Linked DNA regions of Homo sapiens: region 2 is linked to region 1. Evidence: chromatin loops called from intact Hi-C (ENCODE). Cell type or tissue: mammary epithelial cell. All regions are shown on one strand. Each heading gives the region's core, and the rest is flanking DNA. Links, peaks and the distances in the headings are about the cores only. Region 1 has its middle 13 kb from the start of CA10. Region 2 overlaps CA10 (carbonic anhydrase 10).

Evidence for each region. Peaks named below come from ENCODE experiments on the same cell type or tissue, not always from the same donor. Only the 100,000 strongest peaks of a DNase experiment are listed, where the experiment ranks them.
Region 2: it touches region 1 in a loop (7-fold over the local background); 2 of 110 quality-filtered maps call a loop at or near these places.

The regions. Positions count from the first base shown.
Region 1 is chr17:52,163,661-52,179,151 of GRCh38, forward strand. No RefSeq gene overlaps it. Among named protein-coding and RNA genes, the nearest start is that of CA10, 13 kb to the left of the region's middle. In mammary epithelial cell, for the core only: CTCF peaks have their summits at 7,502 and 8,262; no DNase peak of the experiment used is centred there; H3K27me3 peaks cover 240 bases.
Region 2 is chr17:51,755,350-51,770,840 of GRCh38, forward strand. The region is part of intron 3 of CA10 (carbonic anhydrase 10); the gene reads right to left. Among named protein-coding and RNA genes, the nearest start is that of LINC02073, 330 kb to the left of the region's middle. In mammary epithelial cell, for the core only: a CTCF peak has its summit at 9,214 (motif pointing right); a DNase peak (open chromatin) is centred at 9,232.

The sequences.
Region 1 (15,491 bases), core at 2,924-10,923:
GAACTTTGTTGGAATTAAGAACTAATATTCTTCAAAAGATAATTTTAAATAATTTTTAAAAGTCATAATCTAAGAGAAAATATTGGGAAATTATATATGGCACAAATGACTTGTAAGCAAAATAGGTAATAATTCTCAAAACTCAATTTATTAAAACAAAAATTTTAAAATGGGCAAATGATTTGAATAGACACTTTACCATAAAGATATAGTAATGGCAATTAAGAATATAGAAAAATGCTCAACGTTATTAGTCATTAGGAAAATAAAAATTAAAACTCCAATGAGATACCAGTATACATATATTAGTTTGGCTAAAACTAAAAACAAAGCAAAACAAAATAAAAAACAATACCAAGAGTTGGTGAGAATGTGGGGCAGCTGGAACTCTCATGCATTGCTGGTCAGGTAAAATTATGCAACGACTTTAGAGAAATGTTTGGCAGTTTTAAAAAATTAAATATTAATATATATAAAGCATATGACGTCGCCATTTTGCTCATAGATATTTATCCTAGAGAAAGAAAAGCTAATGTTTATATGATACTTTTACTCAAATGTTCGTAGTCCTTTATTTGTAATAGACATAACTAAAAACAACCCATACGCCCATCAACGAATCAATAGACAATTGAATTTTGAAATAATTATGCAGCAATACAAAAGTAATGAACTATTGCAACATGGAACAACATGGATTAATCTCAAAATTATTACACTGAGTGAAAGAAGTCAGATAAAATAGAGTGCATATAGTATGATTCCATTTATACGAGATTTTAGAAAGTATAGGCTAATTTACACTGACAGAAAGCAGAATAGTGGTTGCCTGGGGAGGCAGGCCAGAAAATGGGGAGGAATGGGAGGGAGAGACTGGAACAGCGTAAGGAAACTTTTTGGGTTAATGGCTATATTAATTATCTTAATTATGTTGATGGTTTATGGGTGTACACATATGTCAGAAATTATCAAAATATACATTTTAAACACATGCAGTTTGTTTTAGGTCAGTTATACCTGATAATAATCCAGCCAAATGAATGAATTAGTTTTTTGAAAATATAAGGCAGAAACTGTAATTATAAATAGATATTTTTAAAAGTGTGGCTGGACTAGGCTTAGAGAAACTCAACATTACCGAACTGTTGTTTCTCTGCACAAGATGTTACTTACTACTAAATTACTTAAACTTTGAGAAATATTAAAAGGAGTTGTATGTCTCCGCAATTTGTAAGCTCTGGTGTAAAACAAATAGCTCTGATGTTGTAGCTATATCTTTATCTGCTTTACAGGTATTGGATTATTATATTATAAAGTAATTATCCTGTTGGTACCATAGGGTAAAATTCCATTATTAACTGGGCAGATTTCCTTTGGAGACAGTGGAAAATACCCAGGTTTGCCAGACTTGGAGAGAGGCAGATCTTGGGATAGAAATAAAGACTCGAAAGATGAGCCTTAGACTGTGGCTTAGCAACAAATGCTTTGTTCATTGAGCAAGGATGATAGGTTAAAGTGTCTATGTACACTCGCGGGCATGTATAATGGTGCTGGGAAAGCTGAATACTGTGATTGGGTTGTGGGCTGTGAGCTAGTCAGGGAAGAAGGCTTTATAAGACAGAAATGTACACTGAAGTGACCTAATAAAATTGGCAATGTAACTCTGATCTGAGAGTAATCACATCTGGTAACCAGTGACAAGTTAGCCTCAATGTTATTCCTTTCTACCAGCTCTTCAGATAACTATTTATAAACATTGTAACTTATTTTGGAAAAATTCCCTGCAAACGCATGGACTAAAATGATGAGGGGAATTGCCAGAGTTCTGAAACCAATGTGGAGATGGTAGGAGAAGCGGAAACAAACCTTGGTGGTACCTCAAATCATGGAGTAGAATGGACAGCGACACAAAGGGCAGACCTGTGGCAGAACAGAGGTGGGGGATGGTGAAGACACTGGTGATAACAGGGATTATGAACAGATGAATCAACCCCGAAGGGACTCCCCAAGAGTTAGTAGGGATTCCAAACTACCTATCTGACAAGGAATTAATAACCAAAATATATAAGGAGTTCAAACAACTCAATGGAAAAAAATTTAATAATCTGATTTCAAAATGGGCATAAGATCTGAATAGATATTTCTTTAAAGAAGACATACCAGTGGCAAATGGCTATATGAGAAGATGTTCAATATCATTGTTCATCAGAGAAATGCAAATCAAAATTACAATGAGATGTCATCTCATCCCAGTTAAATGGCTTTTATCCAAAAGACAGGCAATAATGAATACTGGTGGGGATATGGAGAAAAGAGAACTTCATATCCTGTTGTTTGGAATGTAAATTGGTATAATAACTATGGAGAACAGTTTGGCGATTCCTCAAAAAATTACCATATTTTTTTTTTAGTTATGCAAGTGATTGCCATTGAAAGTAATGGCAAAACTGCAATTACTTTTGCACTGACCTAACTAGAATCCAGCAATCCCACCCTTAAGGTAATACACCCAAAAGAAAGAAAATCAGTATATAGAAGAGATATCTGCACTCCCATGTTTATAGCAACACTATTTACCATACTGAAGATTTGGAAGCAACCTAAAGGTTCATTAACATAAGAATGGATAAAGAAAGTGTGGTACATATATACAGTAAGTACTATTCAACCATAAAACATATGATAGCTTGTCATTTGACATAACATGGATAAAATCATAGGGTTTTTTTAAATGAAATAAGCCAGCACAGAAAGACAAATGTTAAATGTTCTCACTAATTTGTGGGAGCTAAAAAAGAAAACAATTGAACTTATGAAGATAGAGAGTAGAATGATAGTTGCTAGAGGCTGGGAAGGGCAGTGGGGATGGTTAATGGGCACAAAAATATAATTAGATAGAATAAATAAGATCTAATATTTGATAGCATAGCAGAGTGATTACAGTCAATAATAATTTATTGTACATTTAAAAATAACTTAAAAAGTATAATTGGAGTGTTTGTAAATGATAAATGCTTGAGGTAATGGGTACCCTATGCCCCATTTACTCTGATGTGAGTTTTACACATTGCATGCCTTTGTCAAAATACCTCATGTACTCTTTAAATATATAGACCCATTACATATCCATAAACACTAAAAATAAAAAAATTAAAAGATATTCAGTGTAGACGAAGGTCAGGTGGAAATAAAAACACTGAAGAAAGTGTATGACCATTATATTTTTAAAAAAATTAATAGGGAAATAAGAACTTCAAAAGGAGGACTAGTAATCTGCTATCCAGTGTGAAGATTGGGGCTGTCAAGCTGTGTATTAGCTTCTTATATCTGCTGCAATAAATTATTACATACTTAGTAAAATAACAAAAATGCATTTATTTATTTATTATATATTTATTTGTACTTAAATTTACTGGTTTATCATAAAACATACCAATGAAGCGGTAGATAGGACAAGGTCCAGAAGGGCCCTGAGCCCAGGAGCTTCTCCCATGGAGTTAGGATGTGCCACACTCTCAGCACATGGATGCATTCGCCAACCATAAGGCTCTAAAACAAAAAAATGTATCTTTGACTTCTGAAGGTCAGAAATCTGAAACAAATCGGCAGGGCAGATTCTTTGTGGTGGCTTTCAGGGAGAACATTTTTCCTGCCTTTGCTGTCTTCTAGATACTGTTTATGTTCCTTGGCTCATGGCTGTCTTCCAGAAATGATTTTACTCTACTTTCTGCTTTCATCCTCACCTCTTCTCCTCTGAGTTTCTCTTTTCCTTATAAGGATTCTTATGACTACATTGAACCCAACTGGATATTTCAAAATAGTCTCCATCACAAGAACCTTAATTTAATAACATCTGTCAAATCTTTTTTGCCATGTAAAGTAACACATTCTCATGCTCCAGGGATTAGGATGTTAACATCTTTAGGAGGTCATTATTCTACCTATCACAAGCAGATTGATTTGGGTCACATGAAGAGTGCCAAGTGTAGATCAATGGAGCTTCTCATAAAGTAATTGAAAAAAAAAGCTGCCACTTTTTAATCTATACAGTAATGTACCTTACATTTTTCAATAGTGAGTTCATGTGAGTTATTTGAGGAATTGGTATGAGACCTTGTTCTCTATAAATGAGTCTATCAAGAGGAAATGTTAAGGTATTTGAGTGGATACAGTTCATTTCTCTGGACAAAGAATGTGAGGATGCTGAAATGACACATACCACTAGGAGAATAGATTATTTACCTCTCTTTGATATCGGAATAGATAATAGTTTAATTACCACCAGTGCTCATTATATTTTCAAAATAGGCTTTCTTCTCACCCATACTATAATTTGTGTCCAACGTCAAAGAATTAAAATGCTATACCTTATTTACTATTTATATTTTGGCAGATGGATAAAGAATTTGATGAAATAGTTCACATTAAGATTGTGGCACTTGGGCTAAGGCTTTGGGCATCATTTTGAAAGTTAGTGAAACTCATGTTACACTTTTCTCCTTTTTATTGAATTTCTCTCATATATCCAGTCTCCTTAACTCAAGATCTTAAAAATGGAAGACTTATTTGCAATGAGTACATAGCAGGCATTCTGTAAAAGATTGCTGAAAAATTGAATAGGTTTGTTTATTTGTTTATTCAAATAAATCCACTTTTCTTCCATTTTTTGTAATGAATTTGATGATAAATGTTTCCTAATACATTGTAAGTGCACATTAATATACTTTCAGTCCTAATGTAGTCCAACCCCCTTATTTTTTATGTGGGAAGATGGAGGCTTAAGATTAGGTCAAGTGATGTGTCCGAGTTCAACAAAGGCAAAAGCAGGGGCAGGGCCAGAATTTCAGCCTTCCTAGTTAATTATTAGTTTTTATAAACCTTCCATTCCCATCATTATTTCTTTTGTGACCAAGTAACACAGTGCAACAGCTGAAACATAGATGGCAAATGTATTAGCCAAAACCAGGCATTTTAGTGGGAGACATTTTTCTTAGATTGTCTCTTTCTGTCCAATGCACTTTCAACTCTACCTGACCATTTGTGTGTGTGTATGTGTGCGGGTGTGATGGGGTGGTGTGTGTTTATTTTACATTAAGCAATTTCCAGTGAAGTTTTATACCAACAGGAATGCTTCGCTCTTCTCTGTGAGCCAACTGCCCTATCGGGTAGCAGTTATAGATCAGTATAGAATATTTTAGTTTCATAATGGTTCTTAGGTATAAAGAAAGGCTTAAATTAGCACAACAGTCTGCTTTCACTACAGCTTGCATAATTTTGGAGTTAGCAACTGACACATTAGGTTTTAAAACTATTTGCTGAGATTATTTTTTTACATTGTCTTCCCAATGATTAGCATTAAAATTACAAGTTTTAAGCTTCATTTTGCACTTGAAAGACTCTTTGTAGTTCTCTACTCAGCAATGTCTACATGCTAGATTATAGAGTTATATGTCTCATTTATTTATTAGGAAAATTAACAAATAATGGGTGTGGCAGACATATCCACTATGAAAAGTCAGAGGTATGGGACAAGAGTCTTCCCTCCCCCAAGCCCATGGCCCCTTCCCCTTCTCTTTCTGCTCCTGGCCACTGCTTCCATGGTCAAGTGATTCATGTAGGGTCTTTCATGTTTGTATGAGATATCTCAGGATCAAGTGCCTTAAGACCATGCTTTTACACACATCTCCTTAAAGGGCCATTCTTTGACCACAGGTTCAGTCCTGGGTATGCACTCACCAGCATTGCAGCCTACTTTTGGGGAAAGAGATCCTCCCAGCCCCACCCAACCACCACAAACACACACCTTAACAGTATTAAACATCAAATCCTTGGTGAAATAACATGCCACTTATTCAGAGCATTGAGGAAGTTCAGCAAGGGAGGAATACTGCAACTGGAGGGCTCTGAAAGGAATTCCATTTCCAAATCAACACAGAAGATAAGACCCTGCTACAGAGATCTAGTTAATTTTCTTCTCCTGCAAATGAGATTTCCTGAATTGTATCCAGCTTCAACAACAGATTTTTTTTTCTCATTGGTTCTATTGTGTGGATGTAATAAAGTAAGAGTTGAGTTACCATAGCAGAAAACCCTCAAATTTCTGAATCCGTTCTCTGATTGCTACTAGATAGAGAAGAAAACTAACGAAAACAAAAAGAGCCTCCTGCCCAGCAGGACAGGAGATATTGTGAGTAGCCATAATTTTATGATGGAGTTAACAACAATTGAGATCAAAGGTTGAAAGAGTAGAGTTTTTCCTACAAAAATATAAACATGCCATTGTCAGGTATTGAAAAATATCAAGGTTGTTGTAAATGTCACATAAACATATGACTAAGTAATGGTTCTTATCTCATTAGTTCAAATGCTTTCCTTAATGAATCTTTTGAGACTTGTATGAGTTAATATTACATATAAGATGATATTCCATTTTCATGTTCCATAAATTATTATTTCTTTAGGAAAATAGATTTTTAAATGAATGTGAATGAAATCTTAAATATATTTTAAATGATCAACTATTAAAGTAAAAACTTATATTGTTTTCATCTGTGTTCGCCCAACTTTTCTTATGATAAAATAGCAATTTCTGGTGGCTGTTTCTCATTTTCCTTCCCATGAAATGGGAAACAGACTGGCAACCTGCCCTTTATACTTCAGTCAATTTTTGCTGGAAATAAAATGAGCAGAATAAGCTCTATTTTCTCCTCTTGCATAAGTACATTTCAGATGAAGATGGTAGTAATTTTGGAGATGTTGCCATAATAATGTTTGAGTTATTGGATTCAGCTCAACCAATAATCACTTGAGTTAGCTTGTTGGAAAGTTCTCAATAAACAAAGATAAATAATAGGGCTTTCTATCAAGTAGAAAGTGGGCGCTACTCTAAAATTCTTCTCATTTACCATTAGACGTTTTATAAGATTTTCAAAGAAAAATTGATTTTAATATACTCTAATTACAACGGCTCTTAAGGAGGTGTAGGGGGCCTGGGCATAGTGGCTGATGCCTGCAATCCCAGAGTTTCAAGAGGCTGATGGGGGAGGATCACTTGAGACCAGGAGTTCAAGACCAGCCTGGGCAACATAGTGAGACCTCATTTCTACAAAAATGAAAATAAAAAAATTAGCCAGGTACCATGGTATGTAACTGTGTTCCAGCTACTCAAGAGGCTGAGGTGGGGGGGTTGCTTGAGCCCAGGAGTTTGAGATCACAGCGAGCTGATTGTATCACTACACTCCAGCCTGGGTGACACAGCAAGACCCTGTCTCTAAAATAAAATAAAATAAAAATAAAAAATAAATTTACAAATGAGGTATAGGGGATGAAAGTGTCACAAAATCAAATGGTAAAAAGTTTGAATAAGGGTCATTGGTATAAGGAATAGAGTCTCTATTGGTTCAGGGACTGATTTTATCCAAACAGTTTGGCAGCTGAGCTCTATCAGGATAGCCTCTTTTCACCTCCTGTCTACCAGCTGTCTATTTGCAACCAGCAGGGTGCAACCTTGAGTCAGGCTGGAGATGCTTTGTCCATATGGAAAAGCAATGGCCAAATTTAAAATAAAGGTACCTAGGGGTAAGGGAACTTAAGAATCTCAATCTAACCATTCACACTGAGGGGAAGACATTTCGGGCTACTCTGGTGGAAACCCAAACTAGATAATGCAGATCCAAAAAACCAAGCAGAGCCCTTCCAGGAACACAAACAAGTTATTTTTCAGAGAGAATTTAAAGTAGAGAATTGGTTGAACAGGAACACAAACAACAAGTTATTTTTCAGAGAGAATTTAAAGTAGAGAATTGGTTGAACAGGCATTGGAGGACTAAAAAGCCACCATGAAACACCAAGTTAATGCAGAGAGAATAACTCTAGGAAACAGCTACCACCATTATAACCAGGGAGACAACATAAACAGATTAGGATGATCAGAACCAAGAAGCCTGGAGGAGGGGTCCCTGATGATCTAGGAACTGTACCTCGCAAGAGAGGGTGCATCCCATTGGACTGGCATCTTAGAGCTCAGAGGAGGAGCTGTAACTCAGACCTCTGAGTACAGCCTCCCTCTCAGCTGACACTGAAACCTAGTGGAAGCTGGTTCTGAGACTTTTGGAAGAAACTGGAAAGTGGAAGCAACTGCTTGCTGAAGTGAAGAGCTGTTGCTGGGAGATAATTGCAAAACCAGTATGGAAAACTGAATGAATCAAGTCCTTTCTTTGCACCTCTTGTTTTCTAGGCTCCCTCTAGCACTCCCTGTTGGCAAAAACCTAATAGGGAGCAAATTGACAAAAGAGAAATGTGCTTGGTGGAGATCCAGCAATAGCATCACAGAGTATGGAGGGACTGGGAATGAAAAGAGGTTAGGCCTGGTGTGGTGGCTCACACCTGTGATCCCAGCACTTTGGGAGGCCGAGGCGGGCAGATCACCTGAGGTCAGGAGTTCAAGATCAGCCTGGCCAACATGGTGAAACCCCGTCTTTACTAAAAATACAAAAAAATTAGGTGGGCATCGTGGTGTGCACCTGTAATCCCAGTTACTTGTGGGGGCTGAGGCAGGAGAATCGCTTGAACCTGGGAGGTGGGGGTTGCAGTGAGCTGAGATCATGCCACTGCACTCCAGCCTGGGAAACAAGAATGAAACTCCTTCTCAAAAAAAAAAAAAGATTATAGGTTAATAACTGTCACACCCATTAATTCCGACCAAGACAAGACTTGAGTGACAGAAAAATTAGCCTCTAATGTTGTAGAGCTACATCGGCTGTTATAGTGCAGGGTTTTCAGGATGAAGTTTTGCTCCTCAGAAGCTTTTCACTGTGCTTGATATTGAACCAGTGCACTTCTCTCTCATTCAATAGCAGTTCTGATATCTAACCCACAATTTCATATGTATTTGGCTTTCCAAAAATCTGCTTTTGAGCTAAGCTCTTGCTACCTTATGAAACTAAGCAGCCTACCCCACAGCCTCTTTTCTACCTTCAAATTTGTCATTCCACAGCTTTGGCTTGCTGTCATCACAGTAAATGGCTGAGCCTTCCTTACAATCACAGTGGGGACTAGCCCCCAAATAGCTGATCACACCAAGGATGTTGCCTCACTTCCATGTCCCTAGAACCTACCAGAAGACAATGTTAATGATAAAATTTAAAAAAATATGTTTTCTGATTCAGAAACTTGACCCTGAGGTCATCTGAGTTACAGAAGCATTGCTGCCGATCTGCAGTTTCAGAAACCATTATAGGAACCCAGAAGAGGAATGCCCAATATCAACCATGTATTTGGGCAAATTTTGTTGAAAGAAATGAGTTGCCTTGAACTTAAAGATGTGCCAGCCTCAGGCACTGTGGAGAATACAGTGGATAAAGAGGCACTGCACCCTGAATCAGAAGGCTGATGTTTGAATCTGAAGTCTGCCATTCTCTACCTATGGGATTTTAAAAGACACTTAAGTGCTTGAGCCACAATTTCTTTTGCAAAAACAGAATAAAAACATATTTTATATAGATTGAGACAATGAAATGGAACAGTATAAATAAGAAACATTTAACACATCATAGATAATAATTATTAATTCATCTAATTCTATATGGAATTGTAATTGGAAAATGTAATGTGTGGTTTATGAAACATACCAATCAGGAATTTAAAAAGACATTATTTACCAGATGTTTAATGTATACCAAGTCATGGTTCTCATGCATCTTATTCTATATCCCTTCCCCACTCACCAATATGGCACCATGATCTTTGATTATCTGGATGGGAATGGGGTTTAGGGAAGGTAAAGTAAAATGGAATAGATTATTATTCAAGCAGACATTTCTGTGTAAAGCAAATATTTATTTGGCATTCACTTAACAAGTCTTTCTTCTTGTTCTTATCAGAGAGGAGAAACACCAGAGAGATGAGTTTCCAAGAACTGTAATAGGAATCAAAAGACATGGGTTGATGTCACTGCTCTGCAATTTAGAAGTTATCTGGGAAAGTTACTTAACCTTTTCCAGCCTCCGTCTTGGTTGTTGTTGCTTTGTTTTTTGACTTTGTAATAGGTGAATTACTATCTAACCCATGGCTGTTTAGCAGAATGAATGAGATATTACATGCAAAGTACCTAGTACAGAATAAACCCTAAAATCCCTAGTGGGAGTCATTATTGTCAGCCCCTGAGCATCTAGTGTTTGTGGACTTTGGAATCAGTGAGATAAGGACTTGGGTCTTGGCCTTGCCACTTATTGGCTGTGTGTTACTGGGTAAGTCACTTAAAATCTCCAGGTTTATTTTCCTCATCTTTGGAACAAAGAGAGTAATACTGAGTCTCCTTACCTTACAGAGTTACTCAGTGGTGGATCTGATGAAAAAAATCAGTGCGAAACACTTTATACATGTGTGCTTATGTGTATATGAGTGTACATGTGTATGCTTGTACATATATGTGTGAATTCGTATTTATATGTATATATATTCATATGCATATCTATCTATATACATACATACATATACATATACAAAGGCCTATTTCAGATAGTATCTTAGTATTAGATAATGTAGCTATTATAATCCTGGGACTGGAATTTACTGATTAAGGCAAGGAAAGGGCATCGAAATCCAGGGTCTGCTGTGACAATTGAGGGATGCAAATGTAGCCTCTCATTTGTTTCAAATAAACATTAATGTCTTTATTCCATTCATTAATAATTAATTGCTCCAGGCTCTGATTCTTGTATAATTGTACCTTATGAAAGTCCACAGCAGAGAAATATTGTGCAAAATGCAAAACACCAATTTCATCATGAGTAATAAAAATTCAATTAAGTTCAGAATAAATGTGTGAGTTAGTAACCCCAGCTTAACATAAAGCTATGGAATGTAAATAGATTTTGGAAAACAAAATAACTAGGGTGTGACAATTTATCAAGTGTACTGAAAACCCATCATTGCTTTCTACACGCTGGCAAGAAAAGGCCCACATTACAAGAGAGAATAATTTTTGACATTTTTATTGTGCTTTATAGCTGGAACATTCCAACAAGGAGGTTGAATAGAAAACTTCCTATACAGCATAGCCTAAGAAAAAATAAAAAGTAGACTTCCCAGAGTTATTTTTTCCATGTACCTTTGGTGGGGCCTGGAATTTTGCAGCATTGATTAAGGTCTTCATTCTAGAACAAAGTGATCAGGGTGAGGTGAATAATATGACCACTAACTAGAATCAAGGTTTGAGACCTGGTCTGCACTCAATTAACTATGAACTAAGTAATTCAATATGTCTTATCTTCAATTACCTATCAGCAAAATAGAGACACTAATGATGTTTATTGTTATGAAAGCGTTAAAATGAGATATTTAGTTTAATCACTTTGCATATGTTAGGGAACTTATGAATGTTATGCAAGAGATGAAATTGTAATTTAATTTGATGATTTCAGCATGTTTCTTTTTTATTCATGCAAATCAAAATTTGCAAGTTGAAATAATTTCGCTCTTCAAAGGAGGAACTTCAGAAAAGGATTTTTCCAATTTTATCATTTCTCAAAATAATATGGGAATTCCTATTTGAAAAATGAATTTTAAAAGTCATGTTAAAATGAAGTAGCCATATAACAGTCACAGTGATTTTTTTAAGTATAAAAAAGTATTATCAACAAGCCTTATCACTCACTTTCTTCAGCAATCTTGAATTTGTCAGTAATAAGTATATTCTAAAGAATGAGCCACAGACTTTGAAAGCAGCTTCTAAGAAAGTATTTCATAAATGCTCTGAATAATGATAATGTGAGTAAAATCTTTGTATCAGAGCACCTTGGGACTGGAACAGACAAATCAGACCACTTCCTGCAGCTGTCTATTTTTGTGTTAAACTACTTTCTACAGCCGTGCTTATCAACGGTTGTCCAGGTTATACTTGGACATCTTCAATAATTGTAGACCCTTGATTTCACATTGATGTCCATTCTATTTTTGGTTATTTATGGCTATTAAAGCCATTTCTTTCTTTCTTTCTTTCTTTCTTTCTTTCTTTCTTTCTTTCTTTCTTTCTTTCTTTTTTTTTTTTAAAGACAAGTCTCACACTCTTGTCCCCTAGGCTGGAGTTCAATGGCGTGATCTTGGCTCACTGCAACCTCTGCCTCCCAGGTTCAGGCAATTCTCCTGCCTCAGCCTCTCGAGTAGCTGGGATTACAGGTGCCTGCCACCATGCCTGGCTAATTTTTGTATTTTTAGTAGACACGGGGTTTCACCATGTTGGCTAGGCTGATCTCAAACTCCTGACCTTAGGTGATCCCCCCCGCCTCAGCCTCCCAAAGTGCTGGGATTACAGGCATGAGCCACTGCACCCGGCCTAAAGACCTTTCTTAAAATGAACTTAGAATCTATTTTTCTGTAACTTTTTTTTTTTTTTGATGGAATCTCACTCTGTTGCTGGGCTGGAGTGCAGTGGCACAATCTCCGCTCACTGCAACCTCTGCCTCCCAGGTTCAAGTGATTCCCCTGACTCAGCCTCCGGAGTAGCTGGGACTACAGGTGCCCACCACCATGCCCGGCTAATTTTTTTGTATTTTAGTAGAGATGGGGTTTCACCATGTTGGTCAAGATGGTCTCAATCTCCTGACCTCGTGATCCACCCGCCTCAGCCTCCCAAAGTGCTGGGATTATAGGCATGAGCCACTGTGCTCGGCCTATAACTTTTATTCCAAAATGTTCATATATTCAGGCTCTACCCATGCTCTATTTACTCCTTTTTCAGGTGGTGATATTTTGGTTTTCAAATAATTTTATACTCATTTTTTAAAAGATAAAGAGCCCCGTTAATTCAACCTATTAAAGAGGATGTAGAATTAAATGCAATATTTCTAGTGTGGTCTAACCAAAACAGATTGGATGTGTGTGTGTATGGATGTATGAGTGAGTGCGTGTATATATGCTTTTGCTTTTTCTAGAAAGTGATGTTTATTTATTTATTCAATAAATATTAATTAAGGTCTTTACTATGTGACAGACACTGCTACAGATAGTAAAACATTGGAGATGAACATAATAGACAGTTTTTTTAATTCTCATAAAACTTATATTGTAGTTGGGGAATAGTAAATGTATCATTATATGATTATATATCAGATAGCTAAATGAGAAGATTAAAGTAGAATAAGGTAACAGAGAGTGGTGGGGTGGTGGAGAGCAGGTAGCTCTTTGAGATCAAGTGATAAGAATAGATTTTGCTAAGGAGGTAACATTCAAATTGGGACCTGATCAAAGCAAGGGATGAAGTAGCAGAGTCCAAAGAGCATTTCTGGCAGAGTTAATAGCAAGTACAAAGACCCAGAAGATAGTGAACTTGGTATGAAAAACCACAAGACATTTGTGTAGCTCTCCTAGAATGAACAAGAGGAAGGGTAGTTGGAGGTGAGGTCAGAGAGGTAGACTGGAATCAGATGCTGTCAAACCTTGTAGGCTATGGTAACGTGTTGGATTCTATTCCTACAGGGCTGTAGAAGTCATTTGAGTGTTTGGCTCAAAGGATTTATTGTTTTGAGAAGATTGCTGGCTTTATCTCCAGTGTAGAGAACTGACACAGGTCACAACAAAGAGGAGGACATGGCCTGTGGAAGCAGAGAGATCATCTGAGAGAAGCTACAATTGCAGACTAGGGAAGAGATGTTGGGGTCATAGACTAGAGAAAGCGGTTGGATTTGGAATTTATTTCCAGGGTAGTGTCTACAGGATTTGTTGATGGCTATAGGGGATGGAGGAAAAAGAGGAACTAAAGATTTTATTGTGGAACAAAGACATAATGGTTTTGCAAACAGGCAGAGAATCGGCAGTTTCAAGGAAAAGTTTTATTGTAATGTGAAAAATAATATCCTGACATATCCCACTGATAGCCCAGCATAGCCACCGTGGCACTGGACTAGAACTCAGATACTTTTCTGAGCTTTGCCACTTATAATTTTGCCTTGAGTAGGAAATTTTCCATCTCTAGGTACTCCAGTTTCCTTATATGTAAAAATGAAAGAGTTAAATTAGATTCTCTCTAAAGGTCCATTTATTTCATTTGTACTATGTCTCTAAGGATCAAACAAAATCTTTGTTTGCTAATAGATATTTTGAACTCATTAGTGACATTGCAGCAAACTTTGCTTCATAGGGGCCTGTAAGGCAAATATTTCCCAAGGGGAAAGTGTATAGAATTCCATTAGGAATGTACTCAACAAATTGAAATGTCATTTAAAGCTTACAAAGAGTCCCATTTTGATGACCTGACCTAATAAAACAAAGTGAATAAACAAAAATTTGCCTCACTAATGCCTGGGCAAAGGGAAGGGACTCAATCTAGTTATTATACACTGCTATGTGTTTGACAATGTTTCGAGTTACTTCAGCCAAAAGTTTAATCTAAAAAGTCAGTAAATGTTTGTTCAGTGGGGAAAGAAACGCATGATGATTGAATTACATATTACAGCTTCATTGATTGACAACAAAAGTACTGAGCTATTTGGTCTGGTAAATTGAAACTCTGTTGCATAGGAATAAAACGAAAAGAGGAAACCTTGATTACGTAATCAGAGCATGTTAACACATTGTTATCATTTCAAATGTGTGGCGTTATTTTGTTTCCTTTTGCAAAAAATCAAAAATCAAAAAAAAGCCTTGGTTTGTTTATACAAAAGATCCTATAGGTGAGGATCATGAAGTATAAATAGGAAGGCAGTAATAGCTAAAGATGGGGTAAAGGTAGAAAATGGGAAACATTTGGGCAAAATGAGAGAAAAATCCAGGGCAGGAAAGTGGGCAAATTGAATACTATGCTACCTCTTTTTCTTCAGCTATTATGAGTTAGTAAGAGAGAGGAAATAGGAAATAATCTTTCCATAAATATTGTAAATTTCTCTTAATAACTGCTTAACTCTTCTTGCACAGAGAAAAAGTTAATTTGGAAGCTTTCTATGTAAATCATCCAAATACATAAAAAGTGAATTTATTTTAGTGATGCTTTGTCATTATTTTTTTCAGTCAGTTGTTCTCAAGCTGTAATGACTATGGGAACCACCTGTGGAGCTTGCTAAACATTCAGACGCCAGGACTTTATCCCCCAAAGACGGACTCCATGTGTCTTAGGTGGGGTCTTGCAGCTTACCTTTTAACAAACATCCCAGGTGATTCTGAAGCAGGTGGTCTACAGACTACACTTAATTATCTGTTTTTTTTAGGAGGCAACAGAGTATATAGTCTGGGTCTTCCCTTTTATTGTACCTAAGCTGAAAAGGATACTTTTTATAGTTTAGGGATATTTATCCCCCAGAGATTCTGTAGACAGAGGAAAACTGTCTCTGAAATTACATCCTCAAATTTGCTGACTGGACAGAACGCAATGTGCAATCTGAGAAATGTACCAGGACAATGAAGGCATACGTGAAATTATAATTCAAGGTAAGAAACATTAAGTGGAAAAAAAGCTGCCTTCTTTTTTTTTTTTTTTGGAGACGGAGTCTCGCTCTGCC
Region 2 (15,491 bases), core at 4,853-12,852, 410 kb before region 1:
TTAATGGAGATAGCGCTTGTAGGGTGGATGTTTACTGCAGAAAGCTAAGCTAGAGGAAATCTTACCTTCAGAAATTCCAAAAGATTCAATAAGTAGCTACTTGCTTGATGTGACACAAAGATTATGTGAGGTTTCCGATATGTTCTCTCTCAAGGCAGTCTGACTCAGATCTCCTCTAATATAGTAAAAAATAATTCTCTACAGCTTAAATGGAAATATAACACTAAAAATGGAGTAGCTGAGAGGAAATAGAATTTCAGTCATGCAGAAGGAAGAGATGGCCTATCTGACGTGTACAGGAGCTACTTGCATTCTTAACCCAGTTAGTTAGGAAAGGAAGGGTGGAGGACACCTACTAATTGGAGGATTTACTATGTGTCAGATGTTGTACCACTTTTTAGATTAGAAAACCAGGTACAGGTCGGCTAAGAATTCTACTCAAAGATACAAAAGGAATAAGTGAGGGGACTAGAATTCAAGTCTTCATGACCCAAGCTCATGCTCTTCCCAGGGTCTCAAGGAGTAGCTTCAAAGTCACTGTAGAGAGGGTGCACTCCCATTTCTCAGTGACCATGTACATTTCAGAAATTTCATAATGTCCTTTTTATTTATTTACTATTCTATATGGAATTGGCACCTGGGCCCTGTTCACTGGTAACATAGAAGAGCCGGCATTCTTGCCTTTGAGATTTGGGATACAGTCTTCTTCAGCAGATTTTTTTTTTTTTTAACCAACAAGAATGAGCTTGAATCAACAGATTTTCTTTTACTATAACTATAAAAATACATAACTATAAACACGCTGGGAGCTGATAGACCACAACATCCACAACAGCGGCTTGACTGTGGTGTACTCTGGGCTGTGTACTCAGTCCCTTTCCATCATCATCTCATTTCACCCTTATGCTGCCCAGGTGAGGAAGGCATTATCCATATTCTGCATATGAGGAGACAGAAGCTCAAAGGGGTTAAAGGATTTTTACTTAAAGCACCACAGTTAGAAATTGGCAGTCCCAGAATTCTAGCCCAGGCCTATTTGACTGCACATTCTATAGCTCTTTAAAAGAGAAGAAGTCAGAAGTTGGTAGGAAGAGTGCTGAGTGCTGGGGAAATGAGGTAGTTGTTTTTTTTTTTTTTTTTGAGTCTTTGCTCTGTCGCCCAGGATGGAGTGCAGTGGCGCCATCTCGGCTCACTGCTGCAAGCTCCGCCTCCCGGGTTCACGCCATTCTCCTGCTTCAGCCTCCGGAGTAGCTGGGACTACAGGCGCCCGCCACCATGCCTGGCTAACTTTTTTTTTTTGTATTTTTTAGTAGAGACGGGGTTTCACCGTGTTAGCCAGGATGGTCTTGATTTCCTGACCTCATGATCCGCCCGTCTTGGCCTCCCAAAGTGTTGGGATTACAGGTGTGAGCCACTGTGCCCAGCCATGAGATGAGGTAGTTTTTAAAAAGCTTCTGGGGTTAGGGATCAATTCTTAATTAAAATATGATGTCTGCATGGATATGCCAGGTTGGGTTTAATGTATCCAGACCTGGTCTAGACCCAGGGTGGCAGGGCAGTTCCAGTCCCCGCTTGCTGGGAGTTGAGAGATGGGTCATACCTGCCTCTCCTAGTGTTGGCTGAGCAACTGGGTGGCTGAGCCCAAAATGTTGGGAGGCCACTCAGTGAAGAAGATTCAACGGCCGTGTCATGAATTAGGTGACCTTTCTTTGCAACCGAAGTTTCCTGTTATATGTCTCTGGCCACTCTGCTGAGGTGTGTAATAGGCTTTCTTTGCAATGTAATTAGTGAGTCTGAGATTTAAGAACACCACTTAGTCTAGTTTTCTGCAAAGTAGCTCAAGAGATCAAAGGGCTGATTTGTAAAGAGTGAATACAAAAAGCCAGTGTGCTGCCTGCTCACATGGGCACTCTGGAAGCATCGACGCAAGAAAAAAAAATTAGTACCAAAAACTGGAGTCAAATCATTGGCTTCAGTGCAGCATAGCAGACACACAGATTAGCAAACTTAGGGGCGTATGGATTCTAAAGCTAAAGGACTTCAGAGATCATCAAGCTCTTATTCAATAAACCAGGAAACTGAGACACAGAGTGGTTGAGTGAGTTGTCCAGGATTATGCAAACAAGTAGCAAACCCAAGATTAGAAATCAACCCACTGAGTGTTTCTTGCTTTATGTAGCACTCTTCCCCCTCCTCTTATTCTCTTGCTTTTCCTTTAAATTATCTTATGCTGAGGGTACCTAAGAATACTGACTCAAAGTTAGAAATGCTAGAGTACTATAATAAGTGTGTGTATACACAACTACCATAGCCTATAGAAAAACAGAAACAATTCAAGTTGACATCTGGACCTGCCATTTACATGACATGTATCTAGATACTGGGCTCTTCTCACTGTTTGTCCAGATGTTTTATGCTATGTAGCTTTCATAGTATTGATTAGAAATGGAAAAGATTAGAGGCTAGATAAGAGCATGGTGGCAGAGGGTGTGGAGCTTTAGGAGTAGGCCTTTTTTTTTTCTTTTGCAATGCATCTTTGAAAGAAAGCAGAAGGGAAATATTTGGAGCTCGTAGGCTGGGGCTGTTAGGAAAAGAGTGGCTTAGATGTAGGTAAATAAGAAAATGGAACCAGACTGGAGCGATCTGCTTCGAGTTACCATTGGTGGGATTGGGTAGGAGAGTTGATGTACTTCTGAGATCTCACCCACTACTCTTAACCCTGCAGGGAAAATAGTGGGTTTTTTTCCCTTAGTAATGCTAAGTTTACGCTGATCTTTCTCTTACCTATCCATCTGAGTCAGCCTGTGTTTCCTCTGTAAAAAGGATAGGATTTTGGCATCTACACTGAAAAACTAGATGAAATGATCACATGCACTGCTTATTATATTAAATCATATTATTATTAAAAGCATTGAATCTGTTTTTGATAATATTGACTCTTCAAATAATACATGATTTATTTGCACACTCTGCAGGGATGCTAGGTAGCACCATTGCAGTGAAGCATCTCTTCAACTTGATTGATCTTGGTAATGACAAAAGACACAGAGAACAGGTGTGAAAGATATTGCTTGGTTCACTAAGGCGTGGGCTAAATCAAGAGAATGCTCCCTTTCCTCCATCCAACCCAAGGATACCATGGGCTCATGGCTGGCATTAGGCTGAACATGTTCTTGCCACACGTAGTCATTGGCGCTGAAGCCCTTCACCTATTTCAGGCTGCCCAGCCTCTGACCAGGAAGGCACACTTCAGAGAGTGGTATCTGGAATGAGTTTTTCCCTCACAATCCTGGTATGTAGGTTTCCGGGGGGTGAGTCCCATGTATTTCTTTCCTACTGAACCACCACTGCCAACCAATGGTTTTATTAGTTTAATATTGTTATTTTAATAATTTAGTATTATAAACAAAATTTAAATTTGTTAATTTGTCTTCTGTGTCTGCTTAGCTGCCTTATGAACATTAAAAATCCTGACACAAAACCTTCGAGGTCAGCATGAGCTTCCCATTTTCCAGTAAGAGGGTGGTGCCACATGCTCAGCTCATATGGCCAGTGGGTTCAAGAGCCAGACTGTGAATGCAAGACTGTCCGATTTCAAAGTCAATCTCCTTATGCTTCACTGTGCTTCTCTTAAGTGTCAACAAGCAGGCCTAATCCGTATGACCCCAGTTCAGTGTGGGTTTCTGGTTTAGTTCTCCAATTCCTTTACCTGGGTTAAAATTCGGCTTTAAACCTTAGCCCACTAGCATGTGGAGAGCCTGGAGAGTTCTTGTCAAGCCCCTCATTGTTGGTTGTCTGGATCAATTTTTTTTTCTTACTTCTTAGTGAGTGGCTGGAGTCTTATGCCAACTGGATAAAGTTATTGGAACCAAGATGGTACCAGCTGATTGATTAGCAGTATGCCCCCAATGGAATTGCCTGTGCTGCTGCTCCTTTCATGAGTTGGGGGCTCACCTTGGCTATCTATGCCAGCCGAAATCAAGATTGGGTTGAGTACACTTCTTTGCTCTGTGTGTGTGTGTGTGTGTGTGTGTGTGTGTGCTTAAAATATATTTTAATATATCAAATATATTTAATATATGTAAATATGTAATATATAAAATATTTAATATTTTATTATATATAATAATCTATATTTAATATATTTATTTTTTTTGGTAAGGATAATATAGGCATGATTGGATGTCTATTTACCAGTCTTGATTCCTGCCATATCTCAGCACCTGAACAATGTTTGGTTTCCATTTGTTGGATGAAAATGGATAAGGTTTTGCTTTGAGCATCATCTGGGTACCTGGTCCAAGCTCCACCCCCCATTCTGCCTCAGTAGGTCTGAGGTGGGACTCAGGAATCTGATGTCTTCCTCTCCTGAGCTTCCTTTGATGTTCATTTGAGCTGAGTCTGACAGTTCTTCAGTGCAGTGGGGAAGGGGTACAGTAATATAGAGTGACTTTTTTTTTATCCTTTCTCCATCCTCCCTTCGTGCCTTAAGGAATTGCTTTGATAATTATAAAGATATAGCACTAAAGCTCTTTCTAAATATATGTAGTGGGTTATACATTGATTCATCTTCAGGCCACTGTTTTTCCCTAAACTACGAAAATTCAAGGTTAGGCTGCTTTAATTAACATACTAAAACTTGCCTTAGAAAGCTTATTTCTAGTTTAATGTCATTTAATTCAATCCCTGATTCACAGGGCTTCAGGCAAATAACTCCCGATCTCCAGTTATTTTATCTCCAAAGAGGAAAATGCCTTTTAAGGGGTGCCTGTGGAACACAGTGGCACACAGGACACTGGCAGGGTCCATAGATCCTTCTTAACATTCCCCGTGTGGTCATCACTGGTCAGATGTCAGAATCCTTGATGCCAGTTTTTCAAAGTAGAAATAGCAAATGTTTGGGGGATAATTAGATAGTAAGTCTTTGCTCATTCGTCATTTCATTGTATGCAAGTTAAGTATGTAACATTTATTTCCCATGGTGTCCTTGCCCCTATAGGCTCTCTCTCACTATGACTGCTGTGCTCTAGGACACACTGAAGACAGCCACAGTGGTCAGCAGACAGGGTAAATCAGTGAGACAGGCCAGGTGTGTGACAGCAGGGAGCGGTGGAGATGGTGGCGGTATGGAGGAGCATCATCTCTCATCTCTTGGATGTCTTTGGGGCAGTATTCAGGACACTGGGAGATGGCCTCTGGAGGAGGAACAGAGAGAAATGCAGGAAAAGGAGGGGATGGGATGCGAGACTTACTTTTCATTTTGTGCTCTTTCATATTGTTTGAATTTTAAAAATAAACAGAATCATTTTTAAAATGAAATGAAAGACTCTGTAGACAATCACATCTGATGGTATAACCTGGGATGTGTGCTACAAGAGTCCTGTCCAATACAGCAGCTATCCAAAAGAAACAGAAGGCAAGCTACATCTGTAATTTTTAAATTTTCTAGTAGCCACATTAATGAAACAAAACAGTGAGATTAACATTAGGAGTTTATTTCATGTAACCCAATATATCCAAAATATTATTTCAACATGTAATCGATATAATAATTATGAATGAGGTGTTTTATATTCATTTTTCATAAATCTTGGAAATTTAATATGTATTTTATACTCAAAACACATTACAATTCGAACTCACCACATTTCAATCGCGGCATGTGGCTAGTGGCTGCCATACTGGAAGTGCAGCCTGGTCGGGTCAGTCTTCCTTCCCAAGCTGCCCTCCCTTATGCGAACACAGCTATATTAAGGAGTGGCCGGCTGGGCAGCTGCTGAGGATACCAGGCTCTGAGGAGGCTTAAACACTCCATGAATAAATTAGGCATCTAATGCCAGTAACTTATATTTGTTTCCTACCCCCAAAACAGACAGATAGCCCTCTATCTGTTGAGGTTTTTTTCTTTTTGAGTGTGTGATTCATATTGCAAGTTTTATGGGCCAACCACCCTGGGAGCAGCCAAGTGACAGTTGCCTGGGTTGGCAGTTAGAATCTATTGATGTTGAAACTCAGTAGTGCATAGCTTAGTGCTATTTACTAGGAATACATAATGTGTCCCATTATCTAAATTATAAACCTCTTAATATCTCTCCTAAGAATTTGGTTGAATCTGAAAATCATTTAAAAAAACTGAAAAGATAAATGACATAAAAGTGGGAAACCTTTTGTTCACAGGTATATTTGTTGGGAGATGATGGAAGAATTCCCAGGGGCTTTCATTTCACTGCTTCTTCCTCCTCCCAAGATTACCTAATCCTTGCTCCCATCTTGAAGGTCAATCATTTATTCTATTCATCAAAGCTCCTAGTTTTGTCAGTTAATGACTATGCATTTGGTATTTCACATTGCTGTCCAGTTTTCAAGTATTTGCATTTCTCAGTGGCTCTGCAAGTGTAATGAACATTTGCTGTGCCGTGGAAGCAAGGCGTAGGGTCCTAAACTGATATATAGACATCATCCACAACCAAAATCCAAACAGGTCTCTACCCTTCAGGCACTTATTATTGGATTTACCACTGATGCTATTTACAACTGAAGCCCTTAACAAGTGAGGTGTGACCATAGAAAAAGACACCAGTTTCTAGAAACTGCATGCATCCTTTCTAGAAGCAAGCAACCAAGGAGACTGCATTTTCTAACTAGAGATCATATCTAGATATACTAATAATAATAATCCATCAATATCACTACCATCTACAGAGCTCTATATGGCTGCAACTATGCATGCATTAGCAACTTGATCCTTGCCACTACCTCATGAAGTGGATATTTTTATTATCACCATTTGATGAAGAAACTGAGGCTCAGTGAGGGTAAATAGGCCACAGATCTGTAAGTGTAATAGATAATACATGTGAAAGAGCCCATGCCTGGTGAGCTGCTGTATTGGCTGTAAGGAGGAGAGATGATTTTTGTCCATGGGTACTGGGGCATTTCCTGGAGGAGTAGGCATTTGAAATGGGTGTTGGAGCATGGGTTATTGGCTCTAAGGAGGAGAGATGATTTGTGTCCAGGGGTACAACAGGCATTTCCCAGAGGAGTGGGCATTTGAAATGTGTCTTTGAGCACGGGTAGGATGTAGGCATCTGGAGATGCCTAGAATAGGGAATAAAATCAGTGAAGACTTGGGAATGGGCAAATATAAGGCACACAAAGGGAGTGGCAATTGTCATGAGTCCAGTGTTCCCAGAGTGATTGGAACAGGAGCAGCTGCGGGGAGGGGTTTGCACAGAAGATCGGTGACAGTAGGTGCCAAACACCCACTGTGTGACAGATTCTTTGCTAGGGCTTCACATAGTTCTATTATTTACTTTCCACCAAAATCTGTATGGTAGGAAGTATTACTATCTCTGAGTCACAAATAAGGAACACCAGACTCTGAGGGGTTAAATAACTTGCTCAGGTCATACACTAGCAAGAAAAGGAGGGAGAATTTGAATGCACATCTGTCCAACCCTTTCCACTGCAAAATGAAACAAATCATGTTTTAAAAAGACACTTTTCCGAGGAAATAATGTCCTGCTTTTATGCTCTGCCCTGTGACACCAATTCTCCAGAGTTGCTACATTTCTATATCGAGGCAAGCCCCCACTCTTGGTGCCTCCTCTGTGATGTGCATCCCCACCTCCACTCCCACCGCACCTCTTTCAATGGTCTTCTCCCTCTTGCCTGGTCTTTGCCTAATAGGAATAAAACATAAAAATCAAAACCCAAGAAAAGCCCAATGTCATGATTATCAAGTAGCTCACAGCACCAGCTAGGATTTTACCTTAGGGGTGAGAAGATTTATATTGCAATAATCAATATCTCAGAAATATGTGGCTCACTTTCTGCAACTGACATTCCATTTCATGGCTTCAAAGCAATGGTTACATCAGCCAGTTTGCGTCTTTAATATAGTGAAATGCCTACTGAGGGAAGTCGGTGGAGCATGTGCTGTGGGGGTGGGGAGTCTTTATTGCCATCTAATGACCCTAAAATCAGCTCTCTGGTTATCCAGCACGGGAAAGCAAATGGAACCTTCCATCTCATCCATGACAAAAGTATTGAGTGGTTCTGAAGTTATTTGTACAATTGATCCAGCTAATATCAGGAAAGCATGTTCACCAGATGAATTAGAGACAATTAAATGCAATTCTGTGCTCCTGTTTTCTATACACAGAAGACAATCATAAACCCAGAGGGTCCAAATGAAATCATCTGACCCATTTTAACACCCTTTCCGTCCCACATTCACCATTCTAGTCCACTGAAAAGCCTCTCAGATTTCCACTCGATGAGGTGATTTCATGGTGCATTTCTGCTATGCAATCCCCCTACCTCTTTTACTGTCAATGAACTTAAATGCTCACAGCAAAACTTATTTTCATGAGTTCCTTTCAGTTGCTTATATACACACACACACTTAGCAGAGTAACCTTTCCTTCTTCTCCTTCTTCACCTCTGACATACACTCATTCAACAATTTAAAGAAATTCCACCTCCTAAAAACCCTCTGTAATCTGCCCATTCTCTCTGTCTCTGCTAATGTATCTTATTCTATCCCTCATCTTATTCTGACCCCTCCTCTCTGTCCCCCAGACATGGCCCAACTTAAGCCCTTATTTTACCATATTTCCTGAAATATGCCATAGGTTGTGAAATATATCCTGATTTTATGAACCACCATGAAAGTAAAAAAAAAAAAACTCTACAAATAAAATAAAATAAAATAAAATATGCCATTGTTTGTAGGAGGCCTCCTAAAGAGATGTTGAAACATGAAAAAAATGTGCATCTTAAATGGATGATACACAGTATCTCTATGAAACTCTTATCATTGTCTCCTGACTGCTCATGCCAACAATCTTGTAGTGGCACAACAGGCCCTTCACAATCAGGCTCTGAGCTGCATCTCCTTTTCCTAGGCTTGCAAAGCCCCTTCTCATTTGTCAAGACCACCTCCTCAAAGTCCTTTGAAACCCCACAGGCTTGGTGATGATGCTTCCCTGAGTTCCTATGACTTCCTTAACTTAAGCGTAATAACACATAAACATAGCTTTGTAATTATCTGCCCCCATGTCCCACTATGAGAAATCCTTGGAGAAAAGGCTATGTGTCTCCTTCACCTCCATATCCCCAGTCCCTGACACAGGACAGGGCAGGTCCTCCTTGAATTGCTGAATGCAATGGACTGTGTGATACATGTAGCTTCTGAACCTAGTCACTAGAGGGCAGTGTGGAACCATCCCATTGCCCACAACTGCGGTTCCCCAAGAATCTAGGTTGCAGAGGTTGTAGGAAGCTGGCCTATGGCTGAGAGCCTAGGAGGCTACATGACTCCAAGGGCCCAGTACCATTCTGCAGAATCGACCCTGAGGATGCTCCTAGCATCTCCGTATTTCTTGCCAGCCTGCCCACTAGGTGCTTTCAAGTGGCTGCCTCAGCACATTTCTTGATTAAGAACCAAATGCTCTTCCTAGCTCTCCACCTATAGGGATGGGGGCAGAGGCCACAGAGAGGGAAATAAACGTCTCCTTAACATCCCCATTCTCATTTCTAATAAAGGCAGGCTTACTGTGAAGGGCCTGCAATATAACTGCTCCACTTTGAAGAACAACAGGTAGCAGCATCAATATTTGATTTTTAAAAGGTTGTGTGAACAGTTTTAAATATTAAAGATAAAGGCAAAGACTTAGATCATCTTTTTATCTCAGCAGTTGAAGATTTTAAATGAAAAATGGTGCTAATGAGCAGAATAAGACTGTTCACCCATCAAATGGTATCTGGTTGCAATAAAGCAAAATCATTTTGGGGTTGGGGGGAGAAGGGGTGGGAAGCAATATCTGTACCAGAGAAGTTTTCTGTTCATTATCTCTGTAATGAGAGAAAAATAAAGCCACTCTGCTGGAGTAACTTTCTTCTATCTCATCGTGGGCTGTTTAGCTCCCTCAATGAGTGGTCTGGGACAGGCTCCGAGAAACCTCATAAATTAACTATCCAACTTCCTGGCTAATGAGCCCAATATGTCAATTTCTAGTGATCAAAATGATGCAATTCAATACAGCACAGTTCATTTTGTAAGGAAATATACTCTTAATAGAGAGAACTGCAGGGTCACCGTCTTCCCAAGATAATTATGGGCCAGAGAATTAGAGGCGTGGAGCTGTACTTACTGTCTGGAGATATCCCATGGGGTTTGTGTGGCAGATATTGTCTTTCAGGGACAATAAATTCCTTCATTATATTTCCATTACTGCATTAATGCAGCGATCTCCATTTTAGTTGTAACCAAGAAGGCTGGTTATTCCTGAAACTTGGCATTTAATGCTAATGAGAGCTTGCAAGGCAGGCAGCTCCCTGTGTGTGTGTGTGTGTGTGTGTGTGTGTGTGTATGTGTGTGTGCATGCATGTGTTTAGGGGGGGTTGGGTATAGACAATCCAGCAGAAATGTCAAGAACTAGAAGGTACCAGGGAGAGTCTGGAGGGCTGAGATGGCTCTGACCAGACAGACAGATGGATATCTGGAAGAGTCAGGGGTAAGTAGTCTGAGAGCCAAGAGTAAATTACAGCTGAAGAGAGAAGCTGAGATCACTACGAGGTAAGCAGTGCCAAGTGTGAAATCCAGCCTGAGAAAGCAGGTGGTCCTGAAGGTGAAACAAACAGATGCAATTCAAAAACAGGAATGCCGGGCAGCAAAAGGGTTCAGGAATGCTCGGAAGTAAGCAATGGTGCTGTAAACTCATCCTAATTCAGGGTTGCCTACGAGGTATGAGAAAAAACCAGGCACTTGGTGGTGGAGCCAAAGGCAGCCCTAGCCAATGATATCTCTTTAAAAGGCTCCAGCTCAAGGTAGACCCTCTAAGAGCAAGGACTCCATGTTCAGGCTTGCTGGAATTGCTTGATTCTATAATCTGCACCCCAAAATAAGGTACTTATTTGGTTTTAAAGTTAGAAGTGGATGAAAATGAATTCCACAAGTCTCCATGTGAGAGCTGATGAAGCTCCAGCATGCTATCTAACCATGCTGGAAGGCTCTGATCTGGCAGGGAGAACCAGGTGGGAAATACTGGTTTCACTAGCATTTTTCAACTTGATTCCAGTGGAGTGGACAGGCAACATAGTAGGAGAAAGGACAGCTCCTGGGGTCAGGTTCAAGTTCTGGCTCCTTTGCTCTTAGCTTCATGGTGTTGGGCAGGTTGCTTAACTTCTCTGAGCTGTGGTTTCCTTAGCTGACATTTAATTTGCTGGGCAATCTATCTATTTGCAGGGAAGTGGGGAGATAAATGAATATGTCAGTTTGCTTATTTTTGCTTATTTTTATTTCTCCAACACCAAAGATAAGAAAAAATAAGTTATAAACAGAATCAGGATTCTTTCCCTTGAAGCAATTCTTATCTAAAATGGACTTTAGTCAGGAAAGTAAGGTTGCTGTTAACTCAAGTAACTTGGGAAAATAATTGTGAAAAGAAAAATTTTCCATGAATCAGAGAGCTCAAAATTATAATATGTTAATTAGGAAGTGTTTACTTAAGGTGAGAAGTGGATTGTGCTAAGTTCAACATCCTGCCAGAGGTCCTCGATAGGCAATGACTGGCAATGCCCGTTAGCTTGCTCCATCCTTGCAATAAAACTCATTGTCCAGAAGTCTTGGGAGGTGCCTTGGTAGAGATCAGTTGCTATTTAAAAAATCTCTAACTGTTGACTTTTACCTTGTCTTGGCCATTGACTAAATCCAACTATTGTGCACTGAGTGTTTACTAACTGCAAGTTCATTTTAAATGTTCTCTCATTTGATCTTTATAATAATTGCATGAGGAGGATTTAATTATGCCTGTATTTAGAGATGAGAAAACTGAGGCTCAGGGAGTTTAGCTTAATCACATGGTTAGCTACTAATAGAAGAAGAGGGGAGTTTCACACTCATACTTCATTCATCATTAGGTGGATTTCATATCTCACATTATTTTTAGTACTCATCCTCAGTGACTCTGGCTTTGAGCCTCTTAAATTTGTAAAACAAACTTGATATTTTGGAATAATTTCAGTAGGTCTGCAGAAAAGTTGCAAAGATAGTACACAGATTTCCATATATCCCTCACCCAGCTTCCCCTAATGTTGACATCTTATGTAATCATTGTACATTTGTTACAACTAATAAGGTAATATTGTTTCACCACTATCAACTAAACCAGTGATCCCCCACCTTTTTGGCATCAGGGACTGGTTTTGTGGAAGACTATTTTTCTAGGGATCTAGGGGTGGGGGGACAGCTTTGGGATGATCGAAGCACATTACATTTATTGTGCACTTTATTTCTATTATTATTACATTGTAACATATAATGAAACAATTACACAACTCATCATAATGTAAAAGCAGTGGGAGCCCCGAGCTTTTTTTTTTTGCAACTAGATGGTCCCATCTGGGGGTGATGGGAGACAGTGACAGATCATCAGTCATTAGATTCTCATAAGGTGGACACAACTCAAATCTCTCACATGCTTAGTTAATAATAGGGTTCATGCTCTTAAGAGAATCTAATGCTGCCACTGATCTGACAGGAGGTAGAGCTCAGGCAGTAATGTGAGCATTGGGGAGTGGTCCATGGCCTGGGGGTTGGGGAGCGCTGAACTAAACTACAGACTTTATTTGGATCTTACCAGTTTTTTCACTTATGTCTGGTTTCTATTCCAGAATCCAAGCCGGGATACTACATTGCATTTAGTGACTCTCAGTTTTAACCTGATTATTTGCCACAATTTCCTTCGGGAAAAGTTCGGGGTAGGGATAAAGGCTAACATTTTTTGTAGCCTGGATCCACATAAAGATGTGCTTTTTTTTTTTTTTTCTTGTTTATCTTTTATTTTGCTTCTGGTAGCAGCAGTTCTTAAAACTCATGGCACACGACACTTTCATTTTGGCCTGGGATCTTGGCCTGCTTGTACAATAGCTGCAAAGGTTTGGGATTGAGATTCAGCTTTCAAAAGCGACTCTCCATCACTGTCTTCTTTCAAGGACAGGAAATTTCAAATCAACTTTGGGCTTTACCATTCAGTGTGCCAAACATTCCTGAAGTTTCTACGATTGCCAATAAATAAGACATTCCATCATCTTTAAGACATCAAATCTTCTGATAAATTGAATTTCATAAAATATTGCTCTATTGATCTTAGTGCTCAACTTTCAATAAGGCAAGCCAGCAAGAGTTGCTGGCTGGTACTTTTTCTGCAATGAGGATGTCATCTGCTTACATGGGGAGAGACATTTATGAGGCCAGGGTTCCTGACTTTAAATTTCAGTTCCTGGCACTATATCAAGTCCACAGTGATGACAGTTACCTTCTCTCCATTGCTGCTGCTTTAACTTTATAGAAAACTTTGCTTATGCTTATTAAACAATGTGGCACAAACCCTGTGAGGCTACACTGCAAGTCATGTAAGCTAGTACTTGGCACATAGTGGGTATGTGATCTCTGTTAAAGCTCTCTTTCCAGCTAGGACAAAGGAAAATCAAACTTGTCTCAAAACTCAATTTTGAGAGTTCATCTCGTTTTCAGAAAGGAAAGGGCCAATGATGAAAACTGATGACATGGCAAGACTGAGAAGAAAAAAACACAGTATTTCTTCTCCACACGGTTTTTCCAGGGCTGCTCTTGAAATTGTCTGCAATGATGTGCATGTATTTTTTTTAATTTTAAAAACAAATAACATTTTTATACTTTTATAATGACAACATGTCTTGAATGCCATCTGTTCTTGCCATTTGTTAAGGCAACTCAATGAGAAAACAGCATTCGGATGACTAATATTTAGCCTGCTCATAGTTTTTAAAATGGATGGACAGATTCCCTTGAGATTACACCCCAGGATCCATGGCAAGCTGGTGGGGTGGGAGAGCTGAAGGTGGAGTTTTTGCCACTACTGGGCACACTGGGTCACTCACCCAGCATTTCTTAAGCAATCACAAGGTGCCAGGCAGTGTGCTAGAACTAGAAATATAATACAAAGATAAAAGAGAGACTCATCTCTCTTGTGGGGACTGAGGAGTAAATACACAATTCTGTACAAAATGGTAAGTGCTAAGACAGAGGTTTGCAAAGGGACGTAGTGAAATATGTAGAGGAAGTTAATGACTCACACCGTGTGTGTGTATTTGGGGGTGATGGGGAGTGGGTTAAAGGGTACTCAGAAACATTTCTGGGAAGGAAATAAAACCCTGACATCAGTCTAGCAGAATTGGTAGACATCAGCTATATGTAAAAGGGGGTGGATTCAGGCTCACATAAATCCTATGAGACCAGCACAGTGCATCAAAGATATATTTCCAGTCATCCTTCTGTTTGAACTAGACCAGAGAAAAAGTGTATTCAATATAGCTAGTGAGTTAAACACTACTTCCTGGGCACTCACCAGTGCATCCTAAAACGGTTGATCAACATGAATTGATTGTTCAGCCCCAGACCAGGTAAAGAGGGGATATAAGAGAAGCCAACGTGGTTGATGATGGGAGGGCAGCCGCAATTCAGCCACAGGCAATGATCAAATAGCAATGTGGGGCAGTGTGTAAATATGGGGGTCCATTTATGCTCAAGAAATGGGTGCATCCTCTGTTACTCTGAGGCCATAAAGTTGCTACTCTGAGTCTTTTTTAGGCCAGTTGCTGGAGGATCTGGTGTAGAAAGGCTAGACAGGAAGGAGATCTAGGAGGCTTCCTCCCAAATCTAAGATTCTATATCTCTGTTGCTCTTTTATAGGACTGAGGTTAAACCTTTTAAAAATAGCCTCTGTAGTTTTTTTTTTTTCCCTAGAGCTATTTGGGTGTGCCTGTCTGTTTTTAATTCATAAGAATGCACAGTAGCTGCACATTGTAAAATGCATTCCTGACACCCTCCCCGCCCCGCCCAGAAATAAAAAGCTTTCCAGGCATGACTTCTACGTTATTCTCTAAATCATAGTTATCTGTGGTGACCAGCAAGTTACCAAATATGGCTATAATATCCTATGTTTTCTCCATATGCTATGGAGAAACAAAGAACCCCTAAACAATGAAAACTAAGGAGACACAAACCCTCCCCCGAGACCCTAGGCTTGGAGGGGCACGAAATAATACCACCATTAATACTAATATTTGCTAAACTGTATTGTGCAAATTTGCTCAACTGTTTCCTCTGTTTCCTATGTGCAAGACCCTGTGCTGAGCACAGTATCTCACTGAGTCATCACAGTAATCCTGTGAGCTGGTACTGATTGTATTAGGCTGTTCTTGCATTGCTATACACAAATACCTGAGGCTGGGTAATTTATAAAGAAAAGAGGTTTAGTTGGCTCATGGTTCTGCAGCTTGCAGAGGAAGTGTAGCACTGTCATCAGCTTGGATTCTGGGGAGGCCTCAGGGGGCCTTTATTCATGGTGGAGGGCAAAGAGGGAGCAGGCATCTCACATGGCCAAGTGGGAGCAAGAGAGAGATAGTGGTGGGGGAGGTGCCACACACTTTTACAAAGACCAGAT